2 separate regions of the Homo sapiens genome follow, and region 1 is linked to region 2. A link is a contact called in ENCODE Hi-C or POLR2A ChIA-PET data. All regions are on one chromosome and are shown on one strand. Each heading gives the region's core, a stretch centred on a gene start or an enhancer-like site at or near the end of the contact. The rest is flanking DNA. Distances are from core to core; before and after follow the strand shown. Region 1 overlaps MNAT1 (MNAT1 component of CDK activating kinase). Region 2 overlaps SLC38A6 (solute carrier family 38 member 6).

Evidence for each region. A loop is a pair of places that touch in the nucleus more often than their neighbours do. ChIA-PET counts read pairs that join two places held with the same protein, here RNA polymerase II (POLR2A). Pooled maps may share reads with other maps.
Region 1: a loop to region 2 is called in a map of PC-3, with 6 times the contacts of the local background. The contact joins two enhancer-like sites. A Hi-C loop is called at or near these places in 1 of 168 maps with a recorded cell type or tissue (PC-3), 3 of 37 single-sample maps with no recorded cell type and 8 of 50 pooled maps. POLR2A ChIA-PET finds 5 or more read pairs at or near these places in 1 of 52 experiments (OCI-LY7).

The regions. Positions count from the first base shown.
Region 1 is chr14:60,756,553-60,762,384 of GRCh38, reverse strand. All of the region lies in intron 1 of MNAT1 (MNAT1 component of CDK activating kinase), which reads right to left. Among named protein-coding and RNA genes, the nearest start is that of MNAT1, 25 kb to the right of the region's middle. Within about 2 kb of position 4,569, at least 5 of the 41 ENCODE cell types and tissues checked have a DNase peak (open chromatin) inside an H3K27ac peak, as active enhancers do; they include PC-3, where a contact is called at or near this core.
Region 2 is chr14:61,023,950-61,029,985 of GRCh38, reverse strand. All of the region lies in intron 5 of SLC38A6 (solute carrier family 38 member 6), which reads right to left. Among named protein-coding and RNA genes, the nearest start is that of SLC38A6, 46 kb to the right of the region's middle. Within about 2 kb of position 4,030, at least 3 of the 41 ENCODE cell types and tissues checked have a DNase peak (open chromatin) inside an H3K27ac peak, as active enhancers do; they include PC-3, where a contact is called at or near this core.

The sequences.
Region 1 (5,832 bases), core at 3,320-5,819, 270 kb after region 2:
ATACTTCCCATCATTCACTCTCCTGATAATCTATTTGAAACCACCTATAATCCATCATAAGATATTACAGAAAAGAATTCCCTAAAAATTTTTTCATGAAGCTGAGTCTTGCCCAGAAAGCAATAAATACATCAAATAATTCTTTAGGGTTTTTTCCTCCTGAGATTTTGGGATGAGATTTCTAAACAAAGAGAGATGATTATGGTGTCCCAAACTTCAAGTCACTGACTCAAATCAAAGCAGCAATTTGCTGTGTTAAAAGAGCAGATGATTGATGTAATAGGAAAAGAAGGAAGAAACTTGAAGAAAAATAGAATCAGTAAAACATGGGAAAAAGAAAAAATGAATATCTGATTTTTTAATGTTGCAATGTATAAAGCACTAGAATTAGAACGTACCAGTTCACAGATCTAGATAGTTTGATCCCACTTACAGCCGGGACATTAATTTATATATGCTAAAAACTGTCAAACCACACAAAATAGGTTAAATAACTAAATAACACATTTAAACAAAACCATTATTTACAAAACAAGATATAAGAAAGGGAAAGCAGCTCATAACACATTTAATTAGTGTTACACTTGATAAGGAAAGAAACCTAATTACTAGGGCAAAAGATAAGATCATTCTGTAACTATGAATATGTTTGGCACATAGTCTTACCCAAATATTTGTTGAATAAAAGCAGCAGTGAAGACTGTAAAAGGAAAACATAACCCTAAAAAGAAACATGCAATAAAGGAAATATAACCTAAACAAAGAGAGCTGCTTTGCAACTTTTTGAAAATATCTAAATTTAATAAGCATCAACATAAATTTTTCAGTGCTGTCATAGTTTAAGCTACTACCTTAGTGCTAAGGATTGAAAAATAAACAATTTGAAAACCTGAAAATTAGATAATCCCAAACTTTAAAAGTCACTTTCTTCTCCTCAATTATTAAGGGCTCTCAGGTAAATTATAGTTTTCACTTAGAGAACACTGTTCAAAGAGTTCCTACTTGAAGGTTACCCTGAAATGTTTGTCTTAGTTAAAACTCAAATGTATTGTGGTATTGTGATTTAAGGGCCAAGTGAATATCAAATGATTGGTGACCCCAGATGACTATCTGAACTTGACTATTCCTAGAATCTGGTATGTGGATAACCTTCTACAACAGGGAACCCTTCCAACCCTAACTTAACTCAGTCTGTGGGCAAAAAAAAGTACCACAAGCCAGTACACGTTGCTTCACACTCTAAATTAAATAAATAGATCATGACACACAATCCATGCCCAAAAACAAAGAAGTAAACACATTACATATTAATACATTTTCCAAAGGAGTTATTCATAAGCGTCTAGCAAGAAAAAAAGTACAATGGCCAAAAGAGTTGAGAAAAATTCATTTTCTTGCACCCAAAATGTGCAAAATCTTTGGTTTTCTTTGTGATATTTTGGAGACTTTGCTAAAGCTGCTGTTGAATGAGAACACCTAGGCTACCATCATGAAAATCAATAATGCACCTGGTAAGAACACAAAAGACTGACTCACCTGTGTGGAATCCATTAGCCTTTGAATAAGCCCAAGTCTGGTACCAGAGGGCACAATGTACTTTCTACCAGACAAGAGGAGAACGATTTTTCCTTGTCCTGCTTTCCAGCTGCCCAAAGAATAGATCTCATAGTAATTGTAATATGACTCTTTTACAGAAATAAGAGGTGGATAAAGTGCTTACAAACAATAGCTATTTCATACAATTGTATTTCTAAATTTTCTTTCAGACTTTTATTGCTCAGAAAGTTAAATAATGTTAAATGAAAACTTTAACCTGTGTGTTTGCTTAAAGCACAAACATTAAGAAAAAAAATGCTTTATGTCTGTATTCTTACAATCATATTGGAGACTTGCTGCTAAACACAAATATGAAAGGCAGTGAGGTGTTAATTGTAACCCCAGTGAGTTAAAACTAATAGAGCCTTTATGAAATCCTGCATGTTACGCAAGTGTGGTGGGGGAAAGGCACTTTTGTACACTGTTGCAGGGAATTAACCAGTGCACTTTAAAAAAAAATTAGAAAGAGCTATCAAAATTTCATATTTCTAAATTTCCATCAACAGAAGCAATATCCATATAAAGAAATATTACCTGCTAAAAAGGAGGTAAAGCATATGCTGATACTCAAAATCTACCACTAACTGAAAAAAAAAGGTAAAGGTATAGTATGATTCCATTTCTGCAAATTTCAAATAATATGACCATATCATTTCATTAATGCATAAGTTTATATTGTCCACTTGGAATAGATATATTTAATTGTACCAAAACTGTTTGCAACTTTAATCTTTCACATTTCAGTTTCTCTCACTTCATATTCTCCCTACCCAAGCTGGCTTGAATTTTCTACTACTTAAATAAATTCTAATCAGAAGACCTACTTCCATATTATACTATGCTCTCTGGGCAGAACAGAACTTTAAATAAGTAAAAACTGTTCTTATAATTTAAAAAAATTTCTTTTAAATAATAGAATGATTATAAATATTTGACCTAAGGCTAGATATGATTTTATTAACAAATCATCCACTAGAGAAATATTATGCATAAAGCAGTTTTACTTATAAGTCTAATTTCTTTAACTTAGGCCTAACTAACACTTACAAAGCAAAGATTAAGTACAGTATACCTGCAATAAATAGTATGGCATGTAGAAAGTTACTTTTTAAACAACAACAGGAAAAGTCTCCTTTTGAGAAGGTTATTGGTATACCTTCTATTCAAAGCATCAACAATTTCCAACATTCATCAAACTGGCCAACTAAAGAATGCATCTCATGTTAATGATGGCTACTCATCAACTCCATGCTGTTGAGAATATGGAGCCAAAATGTTACCAGATCTAGCAGTTTTTCAACAAAACTGAGAGATCCAAATTTTTACATGATGTCTCCTCATTTTTACATGTTGGCAACTAATTCATTTTTTGTTTTGTTTTAATTTAAATGCTGTGCAAGCCAACACTCCAGGGCCAAACAAAATTAATTTCACCCTCAGGTTTCAAGTTTCAATCTCTAGGAAAGGTGCTGGAAGCTGAGGAGAGAGAGAAGAAAGAAAAGTAAAATAGGCAGAGACCAGACCAGAAAAATCTTTACATGATAAGCTAAGGAATTTGGATTTTTAGCATATATTACAGTAGCATTTTTCAGGCTTATATTTCTTTAATAACAGAACTCTTTCTTCATACTAAATGTTACCCAGAAACCTAATATGTAAACAGATAAATGGAGACTGCTCTAGTTTAAGGGATGACAATGAGCAGCTGCCTCAAACAATCTCTCAGAGTTTCAGTTTGAAATCTCTCAGGCAACACAGTTTGAAAATACTGAACTACAGGATGATGTGGGGTCTGTGTGTCAGGGATTACATAAAGCCAGAGGAAAACGTGGTGCGTCTTCCTAAAACATCAATTTTATGCAAAGGTTAGGGGTATGAGATAAAAAATTAGGAAGGCATATACTTTTTGTTTTAATACTAACAGAAAATATTAAAAAATTAAAATCTTACATGCATTTTTAAGGTCAACCAAAACTTCAAAGGGGCTTTCAAAGCGACACTTCTAGTTGCACCTCCAGACAAACTAGGGGTACAAATTTGTTTTCCTCCATTGTTAATGTTACTTTTTAAAATGTGAGAAGCATTGGTGGAAGACACAAGAAACCACCAAAGAAGTTTAAGCAGGAAGTATCATGGTTAAAAGGGGAAGACTATTTTTTGTTTTGTTTTCTGAATTTGGGGGTTTTTTTTTGGAGGGTTGGGAGGAGTGGGCGGTAGTAAGCAGTATCCATGTTAATTAAGCTTGAAGCAGTCCTCGGCCAGGAGACAGTTGAAATAGTCCAAGTGGACCAGGCAACGTGGCTCACACCTGTAATCCCAGCACTTTGGGAGGCTGAGGTGGGAGGATCACTTGAGCCCAGGAGTTCGAGACCAACCTGGGCAACACAGTAAGACTCTGTCTCTACAAAAAGATAAATTAGCCAGGTGTAGTGGCACACACTTGTAGTTCCTGCTACTGAGGAGGCTGACATGAGAGGATTGCTTGAGCCCTGAAGTCAAGGCTGCAAGAAGCCATGATCTTGCCACTGCACTCTCACCTGGGCAACAAAGCAAAACCCTACCTCAAAAAGAAAAAAAAAAAAAAGTCCAAGTAGAGATAAGGAAGACATAGACTACAAGGGGAATAGGATAAAATCTGTAATTTGGAAGTTATTAAGGAGACAGTTATGGGCACAACTTCGTAGGGCTTAGAAATAAGCCTAGTACATATAGTATGACCTCAGATTTCTTATTTGAATATCTGGTATATTTGTTGGTCCCACTGCCCTCTACCATCTAAATTATGCTCCTTAGATGGTTCCAACAACACTCATCATAACAATTATTGTAGTGTATTGTAACATTTTGTTTGTCTATCTTCCATACTTAGCAATGAGACCTCAGGGCAAAAATTACCTCTGATTCAACTTTGCATCATCAACTCCTTGTACACAGGAAGTCATAAAATAAAAATTACAAAATAAGTAAAGCATCAGAATCAATACACTGCCAAGAGCAGAAAAAAACCTAAAAGCACGGAAATGCATGAACAGTTTTCTCCTATTTCCTATTCTACATATGTTCTAGTTAAGGACAGAAAGGGAATCTCTGTGACTCATCAGTATTTCTCAGACAAATGCCACAGGGGTAAAAATTTGGAAAGTATTAACTGAAACTAAATTATAGTTTGTCTCCTATATTCTGATGTAAACTAGGAGTAACATGAATGATATTCTAGGAAATCTTGCCCTAAAGCCCTAAGCTCATAGCTGCTGTTTGGTTCAAATGCTTAGGAACAGTCTATTAAAAATATCTTTGAAACAAAATATAACTTTATCAAACAAGACATTTCAGTGTCTCAATTGATGACCAGAAAATGTCAAACATTCTAGCCTGTGTGTGGGTGTGTGTGGACAATAAAAAAAAATGCACTAAAATACTGCAAAATCTGGAACTGCATTTAGATAAAATTTTCATAGTGGCTTGATACAGTCTATATATTAATATAACTTGGAATTATCACCAAAAACTGAGGAAAGAGGTAAATAAGAGTAAGAAACTGTCAGATCAGTATGTATTTCCATCTCAAACACCAATCCCTCCAGATTCCACAAAATAAATTACTCCATACACCGTTAGTTTTAAACAGGAAATTTTTAGCTTCTTAGTACTCTGTGTTATGTTTCTGAACAACTTCTGCAGTACCAGAAAGTTGCATATGATTTCTTCAAACTAACAAGTCAAATAGCCTGTTCTCTCTCAGTGAAATGTGAGAGCCAGTCACTTGGGAACTCACAGCTGATGACATCTTAAAATCAAGTTCTAGTCCAGGTCAAATACACTAATGGTTTAACCAAGCCAAAAACTAAATTCAAGAGAAACTGTAGGCTACTACTTAAACTGGAAGTGAATATCCTGTTGTCATTTACCTCCAAATACAAGACAGCATGATTGATTTTGCCCAAAAAAACGCAAGGGCATTTATACATTTTAAAAAGAAACTATATGGCATCAAAATAGACATGGCTCTATTTTGTAAAACACATTTCTGTATTAATAATTAAATCCCCAAAAGACCACAGCTTTAGGCCACAGGTATATAGCCAGAAAGAGCACATGAATGACACCTTTGTGAGTCAAATGGTATCTTCCCAGTAACACTAAAACTTTATACTTGCTTTATTTTCATTTTAATTGATTTCCAGTTGGCAGAAGTTCCTACCACTTACATCAAGATTTTTCCATCCTCCAGCTTAA
Region 2 (6,036 bases), core at 2,781-5,280:
CCCCACAACAGAGAAGTCTCATTCCCTCTGTCCCTTTCTTTTCCTCTCTCTACTACCCACCCCTGCATTATGAACACATATAATTATAGGATAAAAAAGAATACATAATGAATTACATTTAAAATTAGTCTCTAAAAAGATTAGAGAAAGTTCAATATAAACCATTAAATATATTAAAAAGACAAAACTTCCAACTTTTATTCCATTTTATTAACAGGGTTCATCTATATTATGTAATCATAACCTGAAGCTAGCATTATTTCTCACATTTAATCTAACAGAGTCCGATAAATAACTACCTTTTATAGCACTTTAATAACGATCCTAATTCTGATGTAGCTATAAAAACAAATTCTATAAAAATACTAGGAAAAGTTTTAATATGGTTACAGAATACAGAACTCATTCATATGTAAATACTTGAGTTTAAGCTTAAATATATAGAAACTCAGAAGATTTGTAGTCAGAACTTCAATTTAACAGAGTAAGATTCTCTTTCCTCCCAGAGATTATGTTTGTGTGTATGTGTTGGGGCCAAAAAGGAAACGCCCATGAAGAACAAAGAGTGTTTGGGAGGCCAAGGCGGGCGGTTGACGAGGTCAGGAGTTCGAGACCAGCCTGGCCAACATGGTGAAATCCTGTCTCTACTGAAAATACAAAAATTAGCCAGGCGTGGTGGCAGTTGCCTGCAATACCAGCTAACCTGGGAGGCTGAGGCAGGAGAATCGCTTGAAACTGGAAGGCGGAGGTTGCAGTGAGCCGAGACTGCACCACTGCACTTCAGCCTGGGTGAAAGAGCAAAATTCCACCTCAAAAAAAAAAAAAAAAAAGAATAAAGAGTATACTTTGTGTGCACATTAATTTTATTACTTATTTATATATCAGGAAACATTTCACTTTCTCCTTACAAAACTTACAAAAGCTAAGAACAAAAATGAAAGTCAAGTTTCAATGGCAAAAATCTGGGGAAAAATTGATTAAAAGGCTCAAATAGTTTAAGAAGAATGTATATTTCTCAATCAACATCATTTGAAAGGAGCTGAACTTCATGATTACAATGCTATGTGACCATTTAACTTGAGGAAAAAAAGGATACATGCTACTTTGCGTGTAAATTTGTATGGAGATAGATAATACTATAGACACAAAAACATACACTCTCAATTTTTTTTAGTAAAATAACATGTATTTATGTCAAAGTAAAATTTAGAACAGTTAAATAATCACTTCTCTGTGATGAAAATATACATATACATATTTTTTCAGTTTACAACGATTTCTTTTTCCCTAGCAGAAGTACAGCTATGTCTCAGTGGGTTGACTAAAATCCACTGAGACATTTCTGCAAAATCTTTTAGTTATGGGGTATTACAACTGATTGTATGTGAAAATGTGTTCTGTATTGTTCATATTCTCGTAAGGAAAAATGCTATCAATTTGGCACAGAACAGAAGGAAGGTTTAGACTAACCTTCTCCATTCAAGGATTTGGAGTTTTTATAATATTTTACCGATTCCAAAGAACTCTACACATATGGTGCAAAGATAAAAATTGTGAACTGAATTTTCTGAAACCGGCCTAGACTTACTTAAATATATCTTGTGAGAGAGACAGAAAAGAAAAAAGACAAAATACTTTGAAAACAAGGAAAGCAGACTTCCTATAAAATGTAATTTATTATCTGCCCATCTTTCTTTCTTGCTTGGATTAATCCAACACCACATGCATTTCTAAAGTTTCAGACATTCATCTCTTTCAGTAATTTTCTATTATTTCTTTTGGACCTTTAGCTGTAGAAAGCTTCAGTGAATATGAGATCCTATTTCTTTCTAATATAATATCTGTCATTCTTTCCAGAATTTCTATTAGCCCCTGGCTAATCATCTGATCACTTTTATCCTTTGTTGTACCCTCAACTCTTTGGTTTTCAAATGGGAGTACTATTTCATTAGATTCCAGTCTGAAGAATCATGTATATTTTAAGAAATATGAACTCACCAAACGTGTTTCTCTCTCAAAGAAGACCTCACATACAAGATACAAATATAATAAAACATGCAAAACATTGCTTCTTTTCTAGAGAATGTTAGTATATATTTTAAGAGTATACAACCACAGAACTTACTATAGGGGAAAACCCACACGGATTAAGCCAGTAAAACAAAGGCCACCACCATTCTATTCACTATGAAAATTATTTTTTTCTTAATCACAAGTAAACTTTCATGTAAGAACTAGCTAGCACTTTAACACATTATATTATATATAATACAGAAAAGAAACAAAAAGATTACCAAATACACATTAAGTTAGGAAATATATCTTAATTAAATTCATACAAAAGAACAATCAGCTCAATAAAATGAACTGGAAAAGTTTTAAAGATATACTATTGATAGGAATGCTCATATTGCCTTTGTTTTTAACTAAAAGGTTTACTAGATCAAATAGCTGTCTGCCACAGTTTTTGTCTTATGTCTTTTATAAATGGCATAAGAAAGTGTTTAAGCACTTATCTTACAGACCAATCATAAGCAAAAATTTGCAAATGATTTTGGGTGACATGGACACCTAGTATAGATTCCTAAAACAAGACACACCATGTTCTACTCTAAATTAATAGCTGCAACTGGGTCATCCACAAGAGCCATGCATATAGTTAAGTGGCCCCAAACCACCAAAGCCAAAATCAGTGCCAGAAGATATACCTTGATGTCAGGTATTCAGCCATTATAAATCACTTAGTTTTAGCACATTAACTAAATAGGTATTCTTTTCTACTTAATTTTAAACTAATATAACTCATTTAATAGAAACTTCTCTGGGAAAAAATAAAACATCTGTCAACTGAAAACACAGAAGTTGAAAGCACTCTTTAAAAACAACATGGAGAAGCAACAGTAATATTAAAAAGTGACTAAAATGGGGTAAAATCTGATTAGGTAATAGCAAGTTGCAAGGTGTTAATATCTGCTGATCTAATTATAAAGTGAAATAAATGAATTGGGCCCGGGAGGTTGAGAGGAGAGATGTTAGAAACACAGAAACAGGGAAGGGACTCTGGGCAGAGATCCATGAAAACAGCTAACATCTTTGTTTTTTAGATGCCTACTGTATGCTTGGTAGTATTCTACACAAGTTATTTCCTCACTTAATCTTTACACAAACCTGTGAGGTACATATTACTTATTTCACAGAATATAAGGAAGCACAAAGAAGTAACTTGCCCAAGCTAGTGATGGTGCAAACAGCCCGCCTGGGTTGAGAAACTCGTTCTATTAACTAGTATGCCATGAGAAAGTGCAGGAGCAAAGTGAAAAAGTAAACCAACAAAACAAAGACAAATAAGGAAAGTCTACCAGAAGTACCACTCTTCAGAATTATTTTTCTTTTTTAAATCAGTATTTAAACAAACTACTTTTGAATGCTGAGATTAACAGTTGACTTCAAAGGAAATGAATATCACAGAGAACATTAGTCAGAAGCTTTAGTAACACTTAGAATTTTCATTTCATCTTGAGATATATTTTCAATGTATTTCATTTTTCAGTATTGGAGCTCCTTTGGTGATGTGATTAGTTCAAAATTCATGGAGTTTCATGATGAGATTCTATTGCATCTACTGCTATGACTCTACTGTATTTACGGCTGTGATTGTAGTTCTGAAGAGGAAGTTTCCTATTCTCACGTATTTGAAATATTAACACTCCACTGAAATCCAAAAAATAAAAATCAGTCTCTGTGCTTCCAAATACTGTATTCTTATGAGTTATTTTTCGCAGCACTCTGAAAATGCTTCCCAAGTTGTCGTTATTAAGCATACAAACTTAAAAAAAACAAACCAACCCTAATTGGAGTTTGGGCCTAAGACATCATTACAGTTTATGAAGATAAGAATCTTTTTTGTTAAACATGTAAAATATATGTATGAGGACAGAATTACTTACAGCTATTTTTAAAACAGAATTAGGTTTTCAGCACTTGGGGGAAGTTCAGCAATTCTTAAAGGATTACTCAGCCCTAAACAAACGGATGTGCTACGGGGAAAAAATAAGTTTGCCTTTCTGTCTCAGAGAGATTCAATTTTATTTCAAACATGTTTTTAGTCATGGATACTAACTGGTTTATTCTATTCAATGTGTCTCATTAATCTGGTGGTCCCACAAAATATCTAAATGCCACTGAAGTTCTATATGCACTCAAATAGTACAGAACACATGCATAAATGAAAATCAAAATATATGGGGGAAAATGCTCCCCCATGACCCTAGAAAAAAATGTATATCTTTGTCTTATCATTTTCAGGATCTTAAATTTGATTAAAAAATGACCAAAATATCTACTGTTCTGAAAATTTTATAATTTTCAATAGAAATTACTATGAAAAATATTTTCAAAACCTTAAAAAAGATACACTACCAGTAAATGTTGTCAAATGAAGTGCTTGTGAAAAAGACTCTCCAAATTTCCTGTACCTCTCCTATTCTAAGGCAGTGCTTTCTAGAATTTCTAGACAAGTCTCAAGAAAGCTGCAGTTTCACCACAGATAAACTGACCAGCAGATGGCGATGTATCTGCGCGCCCAATCCTAGTTTCCCAAGAGACAATACAAACTAGTATATCTGAAACACTCTTAGTACTTTACTAGCCTACCAAAAAGTAAATAAATAAAATGCATGAATGAATATACAGGAAGAAAGCAAATCCAAGTAGTTTCTAGCATCTAATATTGTGAATTTTTCAAATACTGAGAATTTGAGATTTTTATAATTCTCAATTGAAAATGATCTTATTTATACCTTTCTGAGATTTAGAAATGGGGTTACCCGAGTCCATAGATTACCAAACTGAGGTGTTAATAAAGGCTGCAAGAGTAAGGTGTGTGGATTCTGTGCCAGACTGAAACATCTGGGTCATTCTAGCAATTTCAGGAGGTTTCAGTAAGACTACTAATGTTTATGGTTTTCCTTTCACAAAACGTAGTAATGATTAAATTTTTAATCTCCTTTAAAGAACTGGGGCTTTGAAGAATTAAGGAAAGCATATGCTATTCATAGTAATCCTTCATATTTATAAGAGCAAAATAAGAATATAACATCCCCCTAGGAGCTACTCATCTTTCCACATTTTGAATTGGGCAAGTTGTGAAACCAGAAATAACATCAATTGACTTCACTGTTATCATGTGCTTGTAAGAGTTAATAAGACTTTTTCTGGCTTGACTAAGAAGATGATTGGGATGTAGTGTTTGATTTCTAGTGATAATTCTAGCCTACTGAATGGTTTACTTCAGGAGTTCAAATGAATGTGAAACCAACTACTTACCTTAGTTTTTAAGAAAAGAATCACATAATACAACACTGTTACAGGAACTATGTGAAAACTACCTTATACTTACTTTCTACTACAGTTATTAATCTTTTATCTTTAGTTAGGCTGCCAAATTCAAACTCTCTAAGCCAGAATTGTCCCCTATAACAGCATTAAATGTTAAAACTTCCAGACACATCTTTTCTGACTTTGGGTCCCAGTAGCAGTGGCTCTCAACAAATGCTACTCCAGCACCTGAGGAAATGGGCTGCAGAGGGTTACCTCTGGCTCTAGCCAATGTTGAGCCTGTTATTCATTAGTATTGGGAAGATATCAGGAATTGCTTTTAAGTAGTAATTTACTATATGGTTCCCAAATTTCCAAAGCCAAGGATTTCTATAACCTTAGAATAAGAGTGTTAAATCTAGTGTGTTGCATTTTTTTCCATTATAAAATTTAGAGATTTACAGACAGTAGATTTTTTCAATCAATTTGTCAGACCACACTAGAGCCTTGTGACTAATACTTGGTGCCTGATTAATCTTGGGGGAGAAAAACGATTTTCTGTGAAGTTCTAACAGTAGACGCTTTCCTAAAAACTATATGCTCACTTACATATACTGGGCTTTCTCTTCCTGGTCAATCAACTCTCTTTTTGCTCTTGAAGGAGTACTAAGCCAGGTCACTAGCTTTTCCCCCTCTCCCCTCTTAGTCCTTTCTTTCTTC